2 separate regions of the Homo sapiens genome follow, and region 2 is linked to region 1. Evidence: chromatin loops called from intact Hi-C (ENCODE). Cell type or tissue: HCT116. All regions are shown on one strand.

Region 1 (8,000 bases):
CAGGACAAGGGCTGAGGTGGAGAACAGGTGCGACTTGACTCCCTGACATTACCTGAGTTGGACAGGAACGATCCTGGTGGGCCTGGTGGGCCTGGCAAACCCTCCCCTAGGAAAGAGAACCCCCAAGACTTATTAGTGCCAAGAGGGGAGCCAGGAACCCTCTGCTCAGGAGGAGGCAGCAGGGAAGCTCTTTCCTATAAGCCAGCCCAGAGGGCCCTGGGCTCAGGGTCCCATTGCTACCCACCTCTCACCTCCCCCTCCCACCTCCCAGTGGTAAGCTCGGCTCTCACCTGGTGGGCCTCGGGGTCCTGGTGGGCCTGGAATGGAAGGCCCTGCAGAAGAGAGCAAGGAAGAGGCCATGCTGAGCTCAGGGAGCTGATGCCACCCCTGAGGATCTTGGCTTCCTCACTAAGTGCATTGAATCTCCTGTCCCCCAAACTCCCCACCTTCCAAAGGTCTCCAAGATACTCACCTGGTGGCCCGCGTGGGCCGGGTGGGCCTGGGGGACCTTGTAAATTAAGAACTTCTATAGAGAGAAGAAAATAGAAATGAGCAAAAGCTGTCACGAGGCTGCTCTCTGCCACACTTCTCACCTCTCACTGGATCTGCAGTTCCAGGCACTCCAGGCTACCCTCACAGCCCAGACACCAGGCCCTGTGTCATGGCACAAGAGCCTGCAGCACCTCATCTGCTAAGGGTGCCCCTCACTCAGAGGCAGGGCAGGACCATAGTCAAGCTCCCTGACAGCTGATAAGAGCATGTGGAATGATGGGGATACATTGGATTTCGGTGTCAGAAAGTCTGAGTTCAAACCCCTGCTCCCACACGTCTAGCTGGTGACTTTGGGCAAGTTCTCAACCTCTTTCAGCCTCAGTTTCCTCCTCTGTAAACCAAGGTCAAAAAGATCTACATCACGGGGGTGTTGGGAAGACTCGGTGAAACACTGAAGACCAAGCTCCTAACACAGTGATAGCTCAGAGTGAGCGCTGGACCGGGTGGGCTGAAGCCTCTGCTGTTCTGCACTCCAGATGTCCAGGTGGGAGGCCCGGCAGTCTCCACCTGGGCTCCTTAAAGGACCCGGGAGTGAGTCCTCTCAGCCTGGGCCTGCAGCCGAGAACCCACAGACGGTTGTCATTGCTCTCTGGGTCAGCTGTACACTCCTGCCAGATACTCATCTTCAAGGCCAAGTCTGCCCCTGGTCCTCTTGTAATCCCAGAACTTCTCTGACAGCTGCCCCAAGCCCCAGGGAATCACCTTGCAAGACCCCGGTGAAGAGCCCTGGCCCTGTCCTCCTTTTCCAAAACACACCTTTCACGTCATCTAGAACAGAGAGGCCCATGTCCACCCTGAGAGGAAAGTCCTCCCGACTGGGCCCATCGCTTTGCATTCTTGCAGGGTGTGACATACCTTGATGTCCTGGGAGACCAGCTGGGCCGGCAGGGCCTGGAAACGGGGTTGAGGAAGAAAAGGCTAAATCATGCATGTAGGGTCATAGGAAGAACTAAAGGCATAATTCCTCCCAAGGCATGGAACAGAGACCCAAAGAGGCCACCTTGCTTATTTGAGAGCAATAAGCAATTCGAGATCAGCCCTGCGGTCCAGTTGCGTGAGAACATCTCTGACAGGCACCGGGACCCCGGGGCAGGCGGGACTGCCCCCTCTGCTGCTGTCCTGTAATGGTTAGGGACTTCTACATGCCTCTATGTACTCCTTCTCACTGGAGCTTGTCAGGAGGGAAGGCTGGTACATTCTGGCCTTGGTTGTGGTAAGTTGTGTACTTCATTTGTACATAAAAATTTAAAATAATTAAAAACACATATAACAAAATAACAGGCACTTTGGAAAGGTAGGAAACAAATTGTCCATAACTCTTCAATGTGTGGGCATTTTATTTTCTTCCAGCATTTTTTCTTTTTTGCATCTTGTATTAATACAGTTGAAACCACAGAGCAGGCATTAGTGAGTGTCCTGCTCTTTCAATAAACGTTTTATCTCCTAACAACTTTGTTCAGAAGTTTTCATATTTTTGTCACCATCCCATGTGGAGATATTTTCTTCAAATAGATACCTAGCATTTTTGTTGCCCTGGATGCAGAATATCAAATTGTTTTCCAGGAGGAAACAAAGGGCTCAAGGACTGAGTCTTCTGATTGGCCACAGGCTCTGGAGGTAGACTGATCTGGGCCAAATCCTTTGTCCTGCTGCTTATTGGCCGTGGGACCTTGGGCAAGTCATTTACCCACTCCAAGCCTCAGCCTCCCCTTCTCTAAATGCTGAGAGCACATTCACCTCCTATGCTGTGAAGTAGGATAACTGATCTACCTCATTGTCTGAGAATGCAAGAGTTTGCTTTTCTCAGGCCAAACTCCTTATTCTCTTTACCAGGTTCAGTTCCTGCCCTGGGTTTCAGGATCTGAAGAAATATGGCTAGAGTCACTACCGCCAAGACCTATTGCTGATTTGGGGCAAAGCAAGAAAATAGACTGACCTGGGGCACCTGGAGGTCCTGGGGGTCCCATGGCTCCAGGAGGTCCTGGGGGGCCTGGGACAGTGAGCATCGATGACCCCTCTGAAAACAGAAGGCACATGGAACATTGAGCCCTACTTTTCTCACTCAGAGGCGCTGGGACCCAAGCCAGGTTGTGGTGGGCAGCCTGGCATTTCTTCTTCTCATCGCTGCTAAATTTCCCTCCTCCCCCGCTACTGATCCAAAAAACTCCCAGCCACATCCTGCCCAGAACGCTGCAGAGTCAAGGTAGGTGCCCAGTATAAGAAAGACACAGAAAGGAGGGTCCCTCTAGGACCTGCCTACCCGAAGTCACGATCTTGCCTGGAGCTCCTGGTTCACCTAGGAAGAGAGGAAAAGGCTGAGAGTGGTTGTTCTGAGGATCAATTAGTGGCTCAATAAGCCATTTTCAAGGCTTCTGATTGCATTTGGGACCCACTTCTGGGCCTCTCACCATCAGGCTAAAGGCATTTTAATGAACTGAAGGAAGGCAAGCAGGATGCATTAAGCCCCAATCTTTCAGCCAGAGTCCCTGGAGGCCAGAGCATCCGTCTTCATTCAGAGAAGTGGCTTCACTTGAGGATGTGGAAAGCTTGCCTTTCAGTGAGCCCAGAATGGGGCTGACTGGAGAGTCCTTCATGCTCCCACATTCCACCACCTCTGCCTGGGAATCGCCTTAGGTGGGAAAATTACTCAAAGGTCAAAGGACAGAGGCGATGAGCCCGCCAGGTAGAGCGGGATTCCTAGAGTGCTCTGTGGGACAGTTGTAGGGGCTGTGCAGGATTAAAGGGGGGCTCTGCAGTGGGTAAGTCTAAGAAGGTCTGAGTTATATAAAGGTTAACAAGATCTCTTTTCTGCCTTGTGTCTCAGAGCATTGAAAATACAAGTGTGCGTGGAGAACTTTCGAGAAGAGGACATTCCCAAACGTATCAACTGGATGCAGTGCTGAGAACTGACAATCCACGGACTCACTTGGGGAAACCATTCTTTAGGGGCCCCTTTTTTCATTTCTCAAGTTCTGTTAGCAATTCAGTCATTCACACAATGAAAGGAGACTATTGCTCTCTCCCCTAAAGGAAAGCAGAGGGATGGTCTCTGCTCACCATCCTTCAGCCAGGGCTCATGAACAAGACGGGAGAAGCACTTGAGTTTGTTTTGTTGGGATGCAATCCAACGTTCGGTAAAATGGCCCCTCTTGTGCATGTTGTCCAGGCAGGGTCTGAACTCCCCCTTGGACTGGAAGTCACGGGCCCTCAAAAAGGGAAGGTTTCTGTTATTCTTGGGAATTCCAAAACCTATGAGACTCTTACAAAAGGTACCATCCATTCGTGAACATATCCACGGACCTAGTGTGGTCTGCCTGGGACCTATAAACTCAGTTATCATTATTTTGGAATTACATTTAGTTAGCCCTAAAGAACTCCTTGGCCCAATCAGTCATTGGAAATGATTTCTGGAAAGTGGTTATTTTAGGGTCCCACCAAGAGTGACAGTGACTGCTCATGACAGAGCACAGCTCCATAGAATGTCAAAGTTCAGGAGCGTGTTGGAATCAAAGGAACAGAAGGACAAAGACCATCCCTGAGCACTGTGGGTCCCTGAACTTGCTCGGGGTTGAGGTCTGATAGGCAGAACTGGACAAGAGGGTCACTGTGTGCATGGGCATCACCACATTGCCCCAGTCAGACCCCCGAGGATGAGCTCCCCTCTGAGTACCCGACTTGCCCTCTCAGTAGCATCTTAACACTCCTCTCTGCCTGTACTAAAGCCTCCTCTCAGGAAGGGTCTGATGTAGCCATTCACACCAAGGCTGATATGAATGATAAGGGCAAAGGTAGCTCCTGCCCCAGGGGAAAAGACTTGTTAGGAGGGGACCAAGCCTACATACCAGGGGGATGAAGCACTAATGGGGGCATTTAGAGGCAAAACAGGGCACAGAAAGGCTTTGGGGAGGGCAGTGCCCTTCTAGAACCTCCTGTAACAGTGGCCTGGAGACATCCAAGTATGAAAGCAAGGCTCAGGTTTGTGGGGTGGGGAGGTGTTTGGGGAGGGGTGGGGCTTGAGGACTGGGCTTGGTTCACAAATCCCTGGGCTCCCAGCCTCATAGCCCTCTGCTAGAACCACTAGATGCCACTGTTGATCCAGGCTCTGGCCAGAGAGAGGCCTCCTCCTGTCCATCCCTTCCTTCCACAAAAATGGCCAGTGAAAAGAAAGAAATCTCATTTGGAAATTCACTTACCTTTTATTCCTGGTCGGCCAGGGGTACCGGGAAGTCCTGATGTGATTAGAACAAGTAGTCAGGACGATGAAGGCCCAGCAATTCCAGATACCCTTGGGTGGTCACTAGTGCTCCGTCACTCAGCACAGCCACACTGCTGACTGAAACCCTGGGACGCACCAGCTTTGCCTTCCGCCTTAGTCTAGACAACCCCGGGGAGCCTCTTGCTCTGAGCCCTTGTCCCTCTTTGGGAAATGGGGCAACAGCTTGGCTTGGAGCAGGCAGAGGCCTATGGGCTCAGTTTTGGAGGGTTCCATCCCTTGGGGTTATGAGCCACCTGGAGCCTGCAGAGCAGCCTCTGTCTCCCTTCTCCCCTGCAGGGGAGGGGCTCGGCTTCCTGAGTCCAATGCAGCATCACCCTCTTGCCTTTAACTACTGAACTCCTCTGTAAGAGCATTGGAAGCATGTCCCTATGAATTCAACTGCTGGGGGGCTGCTGCCTGATTTCATTTTCAATCTTTGCCTAATTTCTTTCAGGAAATTAGGGGATGAATGTAGTGATATGGGGGCACAATGGTCCAATTACAGGACAGGCTTTAACACTGAGGCTGTCCCAGAGAAACTGGGCTTTCCCGAACAAGGATGAGCGCCCATGCCCTGTCATGCCAGTGGGGGAACTTGGGCCTCTGGACTAACAGCTCTCCTGGCTAGTGGGAGCTCAGCTATGAGCTTGGGGTTCCTCTCAGATTCCTGCACCCGAGGGGAACAGGGCACAGGCAGACAGAATTGACACACAATCTAATCTCATTTCTACTCGAATGGTGTTCTAGATTGTTCTGTGCCTATTTTTCCTTCCTAAGGTGCTTCTCACGACTCATAGTGAAAGGGAGTGTGTGCCAGGGAGTTGGTGGAGGAGAGGAAACTCTGGTGACTGCAGGAAAAGCCCTGGCCCAAGCAGTTACCCCAGGAGAAGGTGGGAGACAGCAGGTGGGAATGATCCAGCGACTCACCCTGAGGTCCCTGGGGTCCTGTGAGACCTGCAGAAAATCAGACACAAGAGGGAAGAGTTGAAGGGTGGAGGCCATCCCTGGTAGCCACACCCACACCTGCAGAAACCGGTGGACACTGCAGTGGAGGGGTCAGTGGGTACAGAAGGACACGTCTCATGCCGGGGCAGCCAGCATCCTTGGACCTCTCAGCTCTGGATGGAGAGCAGTTCTTCGGGCTTTGCAGTGAAGCGACCCACCACTTTCTCAGGCAATGGTGCTGAGCCTATCTGGGTTCACAGACCCTTTTGGAATCTGAGGAGAGCCACAAATCCGGAATGCTCAACACTCACGGATCCCAATGCTGCCCCAGGTTCCCCCTCTATGGCTCCTGTCTGGGCACCCGCCAAAGGAGGCTGAGGAGGCCCCTACTCTCAGAGGCCCCCGATGAATGCCCACCCGCCTTGACCACACAGCTTTCTTGGCTGGTTTTCATTTGTTCTTCCTGCAACCCTGAGAAGTTTGCTCTTTGCTCTCGGTGGAGACTCTAACAATGGCTTCCTCCTCGGCCTCGTGGGTGTTGGTGAGGGCCCAGTACAGGAGAGGAGGACAAGAGGAGAAGGGCTCAGAGGAGCAAGATAGCGAGGTGACCTTCAAGTCTGCAGTTTTAAGAGTGTCCTTGCCCCTTTCTAGAAATCCTTATGTTTAGCTGTTAATCCCACTCTTCTGAATTGCCAGACTTAGTTACCCAGAGGTGCCAGGGCCTACAGCCACTGCACGCAAAACAACCTAACACTATGGCAGTTCCCTGCTGAGCTGCTGGAGGAAAACGGGATAAGGCACACATGGGTGCATTTGTAAACACCTGCATGCACACACACAACCATGCACATATACACCCCTTCCCCCACAACCTGCACACCTGCACATGCACACGCACACACATGCCTACATCCACACACACAAAGCACACACACACTAAGCAGGGCCATGGCTCCCTCTTCCTGCTCTGTTACCTGGCTTTCCTGGGTCTCCAGAAGGTCCTGGTGGGCCACGGATTCCAGGCATCCCAGTAAGACCTTGTTCACCTAGAGAGAGAATGGCCAACGTGGAAGTGTTTACATTTAGGAAAGCTAAACTGGTTATCACATCTGAACTGATAGTTTCTGAGGGTTTTCCTAATTGACTTGCTGGCAGGTGGAAAGGAGAAGGGGAACAGAACTGGACACTGCACACTTCCACATGCTATATGCTCCTCTGCACTATGGTTAAGGGGACTGAGGGCTGCATGCTGGAACAGGGGCTGTGACGGGAGTGAGGCTGGGGGCAGCAGATGAGTGACCAACCTCTTGGGCCTTGGTGTCCGTCTGGGCCAGCAGGACCTGGTAAAGTAGAAGCAAGGTCTCTCAGTTGCTCCTGGAGTGATTTCTGCGATTCCTCCCTCTACTGTCCCAGTGGCCTTGAAGCACATTGTGTCCCAGGAGCCCACGCAGCCATCAGCCACGGGACAGCCCTGTCTGTCACACTCTCTGGATACGGTACTCCCACTGCCCCTTCTCCTAAACCAGCAATTGTCTCTTTTCCTGTTGAGAATTGTTCAGTGCCTTCCCATTGCATCTCAAGCGCCTCGATGCTCAATGCTTGTCGCGTTTACTTGAGGGCCTAGAAGTCAAGGTCCTCCATGTTCTTGTCTCCTCTGCTCTAGGCATTATTGTAACCTCTCTCCAAAATGGTGGCCTTCTGGGACCATATCTTGCTCTTTCCCATTTCTTTGTCTTTCCCTGCTCGTGCTGTCATCCCTGCATGGAATTTTCCAGACTGGTCATGCTTAAAATCTTTCCAACTTTTTGGGACCACTTGAAATGCCCCCTCCTCCGTCCTTCCTATTGGAAGAAATCTCTCCTTTGACTGTATCCTCACAGCACTCTGTACCTTGCGTGACACTTGTCACCTCATGCAAGTCTTATCTCCCCTTGAGGGAGGTAAAGCATCTCATTTGCCTAGCACAGTGTCAGCACTCACAGCTGGGGAAGTGAACGAGAGTACACATGCTGCATCTCCACAGGTAAGGCTTAAACCCTTCTTGGGTTTGATCCTCAACATGGTCTTTTTTTTTTTTGGTTTTTTTTTGAGAGATGAATTCTTGCTCTGTCACCCAGACTGTAGCGCAGTGGTGTAATCATGGCTCACTGCAGCCTCCAACTCCTGAGTTCAAGCGATCATCCTGAGTCCCAGGGATTACAGGCGTGAATCACTGCACCTGGCTACCTCTGAGATTCTTGGTCAGTTT
Region 2 (8,000 bases), 230 kb after region 1:
AGCCGAATCACAGTGTGCTTCATCTTTGTGGATACAAAATTGGAATGCACTCTGCTATTTAAAATGTGTTCTTACTCACTAGCGTTTGTCATTAACTTTGACGTATACTGAGCTCTTACTATACTGACGATGCCCTGGACTATTTGATTCGATACTCACAATTCATAAAGTAGGTATTATTGGTGTTCTCATTTTGCAGGTGAGGAAAGTGAAATCCAAAAAGGTTAGATAGCTTGCCTAAGTGCCAAAGCTGGGTCTCAAAAAGTCAGCCCATTGGGCTCCAGGGCCTGTTCTGAGAACCTTGACACTAGATTGTTTCCCTTTAGAGGAGAACAGCTTCCATCCCTGTCTTCTAACTCTACCAAATTAACTTGGCATTTCAGAACTTGATTTCCCACATACAGATACACTTTTCATGAACATTTCCCAACTCTCAGAGTTAGTTTCTTTTAAAAGGTGGGAATGAAAAAACAAAACTTGGAAAATCATCCTCTTCTGGCAAAGTAGAAAGGTGGATCCAGGAACCTTTTAATTTACAAATGGAATTCCCAGTTTGGCCATTATCCAGAGACCATGGATGGGCAAATTAAGGCCATTGGGCTAAATCCAACCAATTGTTGGTTTTTTTATAGCTCAATATCTAAGAATGATTTTTTACATTTTTAAAGGGTTGAAAAAGAAAAACCAGTCACAACGTGATATGTGAAAATTATATGAAATTCACCAAGAGTGAGCCCTAATATATTAACTATGGATGTTGGGTGATAATATGTCAATGTGGGTTCATTGATTGTAATAAATGTACCTCTCTGATTGGAATATTGATAGTGGAAGAGACTGTGCATGTGCGGGGGCACAGGGTATATGGGAAATGTGTATTTTCTGCTCAATTTTGCTGTGAATCTAAAACTTTTTTTTAAAAAAAGGCTATTAAAATACATATATGCAGTTCAAATTCAGTGTGTCCATAAATACAGCCACACCCATTTGTTTATTTATCATCGATGGCTGTTTTTACACTACAAGTGTAGAACTAAATAGTGGAGACCAGATGGCCTGAAAAGCCTGAAATATTTAATATATGTAAAAACATTTGCCAATCATTCAGTTCATGGCATCTGATAAAGACTAAGATACTGGTTGAGATTGTTGCCGCTGGAGTCAAACTTCCAGGGTTCCTAGTCCTCCCTCTTTCACTTACTAGTTGAGAAGTGCTTAACTATGCTAGTCTCAGTTTACTCATCTTTTAAAGTGAATCAAAATAGAACAGTTATGGGACTTTTTTTTTTTTTTTTTTTTTTTTTTTTTTTTTTTTTTTTTTTTGAGACGGAGTCTCGCTCTGTCGCCCAGGCTGGAGTGCAGTGGCGCAGTCTCGGCTCACAGCAAGCTCCGCCTCCCGGGTTCACGCCGTTCTCCTGCCTCAGCCTCCTGAGTAGCTGGGACTACAGGCGCCTGCCACCGCGCCCGGCTAATTTTTGTGTTTTTAGTAGAGACGGGGTTTCACCACGTTAGCCAGGATGGCCTCAATCTCCTGACCTCGTGATCCGCCCGCCTCGGCCTCCCAAAGTGCTGGGATTACAGGCATGAGCCACCGCACCCGGCCCAGTTATTGGACTATTTTAAGAATTAACTGGGTCAATACACATGAAGCACCAAATATATATTAGTAATAATTTATTTTGATTTTGAGATTTTGCAACCCTCTTATGGCCTTTTTTAGGCTATGGATATATTTTTCTCAACTATCTTGAAATCTGCTTTTTTTATATGAGGGATGCATGTGTATGCCCAGAAGTCATCTTACCTACCAGGAGCTCTAAGATGACATGGTTGTGTTTCTTGCTTCTATTTTACCATCCAATTTGTCCTTCTTGATCAGAATTAGCTCCAAAGTAGTAGAAGTTACTCTGTTACTTTCTCTGTCTTCTTAAATGAAAAGTTGTCAGCGTAGCAAGCCGGGAACCAATATGTCTTCTCCAACACCAGATTTCTTGCTGACATATATGCATTTTATTTTCAGAGAACATTTATTCAAACATTTTTGCCATTCCCTGATTCTTATAAAATGTTAATACTTTCCATATTATTATCTAAGCTTATTTCACATGAAATCATTGAATGACAGCAAAAAATGTAGTTGAGTCACTATTCTGAAGATTTGCAAAGATTCTTATTCACTAGCAAAAAATGTTAACACTATTATTAACCAAGAAGTTCTGGATAGACTGGAATTCCAAAGGCCAAACAGTACCCAGTTATAAGCTACATAATTAGGCTCTGTCATTTTAATAAAAGATATTTAGATTCAAGTATTATTTGTTGAGCAGCCATTACGTGCTATATCTTTTCCTGGACTTAAAATCCTTTCCTCCTAACACTATTACCAGTTTTAAAGGTCAAGACAACGAGTCAAGCTTTGGACTTTTAAAGTTCTTCAACCCTACTAGCTGGTCACTTTGGGCAAATAATTTCATTTTTCTGAAGCTGTTTTCTGTTTTGAAAAGTAGAAATAATATGAGTTGCCTGACTGAGCAATTGTAGGAATCAAGGTAATCTATGGAAATAATTTAGTCAGTATGAGTGAGACACAGAAAATATTTTTCTTTCCTTCATGATCTGTTAATCCTACAAAATGCATTTACAAGCAATTCCCACATCAGCTCAATTCTGGAAAATTTAAGGAATTATTTTTTTACCTGCTGAAATTCAGGATCTCAGCTTATCAGCATCAGAGCCAAAGCCACGTCTATTATCTCACGTAAACAGAAAAGCTGTGCAAGTCGCCCCTATATGGCTGGGCTGTTGGCAATGTATCCTTGGCAACTAGTAAGAGTGTTCTCAAAAATTTATGCTGGGGAACGGGGGAAGCTCACAAATTGTTCTTTGCCTCCAGGTATCTTAATTTTATTCATTGCCAGTTTTTCAGAGCTTGGGTAAAATCTCACAAGTAGGGCCAGGACTGGGATGAGGCAACTGAGGTGTCTAGGGTGCAAAATGTGAGTTGTCTAGACACCAAAGTTGTCTAGGTGTCTAGGAGGCACTCACTCTCTGGGGTATGTGAGATTTCAACACCAATGACTTTTTCTTTCCTAGTTGCTGTATCATGAGAATGTTTGGCCTTATTATTTTTTAAAGCTGTACTTACTTACCAAAGAGTGGCCAGTTTAGTGATGCAAGAGATTCAGAATGGGAAAAAAAAAGTCAGCTTTACCCTAGTCAGTTTTGATTAAACTCCTTTGAAATCCATGTTGGAGTTTAAATGCCCATTCTTGAGGGATTCTTGATGTAGAGGAGGCCCCTCCAAAGCTTTAAGCACATGTCCAGAGCAAGGGGGAGCTTTTCTGGTGTTATTTTGTCTTGTTTTGTTTTTTGCCAGCTCCTACTCTCGGGCTTCCAAATCTGGGGCGATGTCTCCCCAGGTTAAATTACCCTAGCTCCTGCTCCAGATCGCTTCCCCGTGCCCCGCCAGAGCCCAGTAGTTCAAAAATTAAATTTGGGGCAAGGGGTGCGCGCCAGAGCGCAGCTGTTTCTGGAGCCTGCGGCAGCGGTGGCGAGCCACAGGGCGGCGACCGTGAGCTCCGGGAGCTGCGCAAACCACCTGGAGACCATGTCTGGGGATGCGACCAGGACCCTGGGGAAAGGTGAGTGCTCTCCATGGGGTCCGCGAGCTGGGGGCGCCGCGTGACAGAAAATGTTGGCTTCGGCGGAGCTGCCTGGCCTTGGCCTGCAGACCGGCGGGGCAGGAAGGGACTTGGAGGGCTCTCCTGAAGAAAAGCCACATGCAGCACTGCCCTCTCTGGGACTTGGGAGTTGGAGCTCCCACAGCCATCTTGGGATCTGGGCAAGTGAGCGAGCTCCTTCCTCACCGGGCTGACTAGCCTCTCCTTTCCCTGTCCCCCTCCATCGCTGCTCTGCAGGAAGCCAGCCCCCAGGGCCAGTCCCGGAGGGGCTGATCCGCATCTACAGCATGAGGTTCTGCCCCTATTCTCACAGGACCCGCCTCGTCCTCAAGGCCAAAGACATCAGGTGAGAAGCGGGAACCCAGAGCCCCCGAGCAAACCCAGCGCCTCACAGGAGCCCGGGAATGTTTAACATCTGGGGCGCCCTGCTCAGCTTTTACAAGGGGCTCCCTGTCCCTTTTTTCGGAGGCAAAGTCAACAAATAGCAAAGGGCGAGCTTTTTTTTAGCGGGCCCTACTGAAATGCGGAGCCCTTTTCCGAGTCACGCCTATGCATGAAACTTCTAGCCCAGCGCAGAGTAATGTGAATGATGGGGCTGGTGAACTGGTTCCCTCCCAGAATGTTTAAGGGCACAGCCAACACTACTGAGGCCTTACCTGACTGCTCCACAGAGGTAGTTCCCCCACCACACCCCAGGCATCTTAGGTCACTGTTTCCTTTCTTTATTGAACTTACTGCATCCAGCATTTTCTTATTTGTTCATCCATCTCCCCTCCCCAGTCCCCTTCACCCATGTGCGTTCTCGAGGGTAGGAACTCTGTCTCTTTTATTCATGAGCTAGGAGAGAGCCTGTCACATAGTGGATGCTCAAAAAACATCTGTTAAATGAATGAACAAATCTTTCCAAACAATGAAATAGAAGGAATTGCTATCAAGAGGTGTCTGGAAGTTTTCAAGACACCTTGAAAACTTGAGAAATGGGTACAGATGCTTCCAAAAGGAAGTTTGCAAAACCAGCTCCTGCAGGTCTGGATTTGGAGGGCAGAGCAGCTTTGCTGGGATGTGGACTGCATAATGCAGCTGGCCTCCAAGCTAGAGTGTTGAGAATATGTCACTCCAGGCTCCCGACTCTTGTCTCGGAGAGTCCATCACAAGGGGGTGACTTCAGAGTTTCAGACTCATGTCAGAGAGATACAAAGACTAATACAGAGATGTTTTAAATAAAATTATGTAAATCTGCCTTGTTGAGTATATAGGGCCTGTATTTCCACATTCTTCCCTTTTGCTCAAATTAAGCTGACCTTAAGGTTACCTGTTTTTTGAGGAAAATAACAACAACTGGATGTTTTGCCCATTTGGTGATAAATTATCAGCTTAGGAGCTGATGTATTTCCTTAGGTCAGCGTTTCTCAAACTTGGCACTGTTGACAGTTTAGGCCAGATAATTCTTTGTTGGAGAGGTGGGATAGAAGCTGTCCTGTCCATCACTGGATGTTTAGCAGTATCCTTGGTCTCTACCCATTCAATGACAGTAGAGTCCCCCTTCCCTATGCACTACCTTCAGTTGTGACAACAAAACCATGTCTCCAGACATAGTGATATGTCCCTTGGGAAGGAGGCCAAAAATCACTTCTAGTCGAGACCCATTGCTTTAGGTTGAGACCCACTGCTTTAGGTCTTGCTATGTGGCCTATGCTGGTCTCGAAATCTTGGGCTCAAGCAATCCTCCCACCCTGGCCTCTCAAAGTGCTGAGATTACAGGTGTGAGCCACCTCATCCAGCCTCTGCTGTAGGTTTAAGACAATCTCCTAGACTAAGCAATGAACGTTCCCATTTGTTTCCTTTCATGTTTTTAAACATACGTTCATGCTTCTGGTAACTATATAGTTATCTAAATAATAATTGTATTATGTGAACATTAAATAATAATAGTATTATTTGAACATCTAATAATTAGAAGAAGAATTAAAAAAGTTATTGCATGCTTATGTGCCAGGCACTGTCCTAAACACTTTATACATATCCCCACCACAGTACCAAGAGATGGGTGTAATTATTAGCCCCATTTTATAATTAAGGACACTGAGCACAGAGAGGTTAGGAATTCGGTTAAGGTCCCAAGCTAGACCGTTTATTCTGATGCCAAAACTCATACTCTTAATTGTTAACATTTACCATATTCTGTTGTGACCTGTTAATACCAGATTTGTATTTTCAAGCTGTAGAATGTACTAAACTCTCTAATGCCATGGTTAAGTGTGTGAGCTCTGAGTCTGTCTGCCTGGCTGTGATCTTGGCTCTACTACTTTTTTTTTTTTTTAGATGGAGTTTCTTGCCCAGGCTGGAGTACAGTGGTGTAATCTCAGCTCACTGCAACCTCCACCTCCCGGGTTCAAGCAATTCTCCTGCCTCAGTCTCCCAAGTAGCTGGGGTTACAGGCGCCCGCCACCATGCCTGGCTACTTTTTTGTATTTTTTAGTAGAGATGGGGTTTTGCCATGTTGGCCAGGCAGGTCTTGAATTCCTGACCTCAGATGATCTGCCCGCCCCAGCCTCCCAAAGTGCTGGGATTACAGGTGTGAGGCACCGCGCCCGGCCAGCTCTACTACTTCTTAGTGGGTGGTATTGGGTGTGAGATTCAACCCCCTTGAGTCTTCTTTCCTATGAGGTGAGCCTACTTCAGGGGGAATTATGAGGAACAACTGAGATAAGGCATGGAAAACATCCGACACATCTTACTGCAGGAAGGAAGATGATGATGTTATGTATTTTATACAAAACTTAAACCTTAAAACACTAATTGCAAATTTTAACTTTTAAACTGATTGCTTCTGCTTTCAAGAAGAGTGCCTGCCTGCAGATGCCTCTCATTTTTGTTCTGTCTTGTTTTCCTTTTGCTTTTTAAGACATGAAGTGGTCAACATTAACCTGAGAAACAAGCCTGAATGGTACTATACAAAGCACCCTTTTGGCCACATTCCTGTCCTGGAGACCAGCCAATGTCAACTGATCTATGAATCTGTTATTGCTTGTGAGTACCTGGATGATGCTTATCCAGGAAGGAAGCTGTTTCCATATGACCCTTATGAACGAGCTCGCCAAAAGATGTTATTGGAGCTATTTTGTAAGGTATATTCAATTTAAAAAGTCACTCACACTGTATTTTACTTTGCATGTCTTTCCCAAACCTCAACCCATTTTAAAGCCAAATCATTGGTGAAACTGTTTTGTTTTGATACCATGTGATCCTCAGGAGATTAGCTAGCATGGAATTAGGGTAGAGCATGGCCACTGATATTAAAGGCTTAACTGCTAGGCGCTTCTCCATTTCAACTGGCAGGCTCAGGAGGTATGGTTATGACATGGCAATGACCGTGTAACTTGAAGCAGGAATACTGAAAGAACTGAAAACTGGTGATCCTTAAAGGGAGTATTTCTCCAGCTTCAGGTAAAAAGTAATGGAGTGCGAAGATTATGCATAGAAGGTGATGCTTTTTTATTATTTTTTTTTTGAGACGGAGTCTCGCTCTGTCACCCAGGCTGGAGTGCAGTGGCACCATCTCGGCTCACTGCAACCTCTGCCACCTGGGTTTAAGCAATTTTCCTGCCTCAGCCTCCTGAGTAGCTGGGATTACAGGCGCATGCCACCACACCCCCTAATTGTTGTATTTTTAGTAGAGATGGGGTTTCACCATATTGGCCAGGCTGGTCTTGAACTCCTGACCTCAAGTGATCTGCCTGCCTCGGCCTCCCAAAGTGCTAGGATTACAGACGTGAGCCACTGTGCCTGGCCAGTGATGCTCTTTAGAAGCATAAGAGTGCCTGCTGTCCAGGAAATGTGAAGAATAGATAAATGGTGGCAGCTTTGATAATGAAAGAAAAAAGAATGGAGAAATTTTAAGATGGTGTCTTTGAAAAGGAATTTTTAAAAACCTCAATGATATTAACAGCTGACATATATCGAACACTTATGATGTGCCAGGCACTGTCCTAGTTACTTTGTAGGAGCTAACTCATTTAATCCAACTGCCCTTTGAAGTGGGTACTGCTATCGTATCCATTTTTCAGATGAGAACACTGAGGCTTAGAGAGGTTGAGTGTCCCACCTAAGAATGTATAGCATGGAAGCAGCTGATCAAGTAAGGAGCACTGGAGAAACCCTCCTAAAGCACCCTGCTTTCCCAGGGTACTATAAGAAGTAGATTCCTACTGAGAACCGGAACCACAGAGAAAACCTAGTGCCTCTCACAGGGAGCTGGGGGGTCTGATGTGGGTGTTGCCCTGTTAGGCTGGAGTTATAAAGCTTCGCTGCCTTTTCAGG

The links. Peaks named below come from ENCODE experiments on the same cell type or tissue, not always from the same donor. Only the 100,000 strongest peaks of a DNase experiment are listed, where the experiment ranks them.
Region 2: it touches region 1 in a loop (9-fold over the local background); 3 of 110 quality-filtered maps call a loop at or near these places.

Annotation. Positions count from the first base shown.
Region 1 is chr10:104,041,013-104,049,012 of GRCh38, forward strand. It overlaps COL17A1 (collagen type XVII alpha 1 chain), which reads right to left. Exons shown (of 56, transcript NM_000494.4): 30 at 7,057-7,092; 31 at 6,727-6,798; 32 at 5,735-5,761; 33 at 4,746-4,781; 34 at 2,813-2,848; 35 at 2,489-2,569; 36 at 1,408-1,443; 37 at 473-526; 38 at 291-332; 39 at 53-106. MIR936 (microRNA 936) reads right to left here and starts at 7,174; the gene lies at 7,077-7,174. In HCT116, a CTCF peak has its summit at 4,644 (motif pointing right); a DNase peak (open chromatin) is centred at 4,629.
Region 2 is chr10:104,271,309-104,279,308 of GRCh38, forward strand. GSTO2 (glutathione S-transferase omega 2) reads left to right here. Exons shown (of 7, transcript NM_183239.2): 2 at 3,377-3,641; 3 at 3,918-4,026; 4 at 6,586-6,808. The coding sequence starts at 3,608. Among named protein-coding and RNA genes, the nearest start is that of GSTO2, 6.1 kb to the left of the region's middle. In HCT116, a CTCF peak has its summit at 3,545; a DNase peak (open chromatin) is centred at 3,583; H3K4me3 peaks cover 2,129 bases; H3K27ac peaks cover 1,448 bases.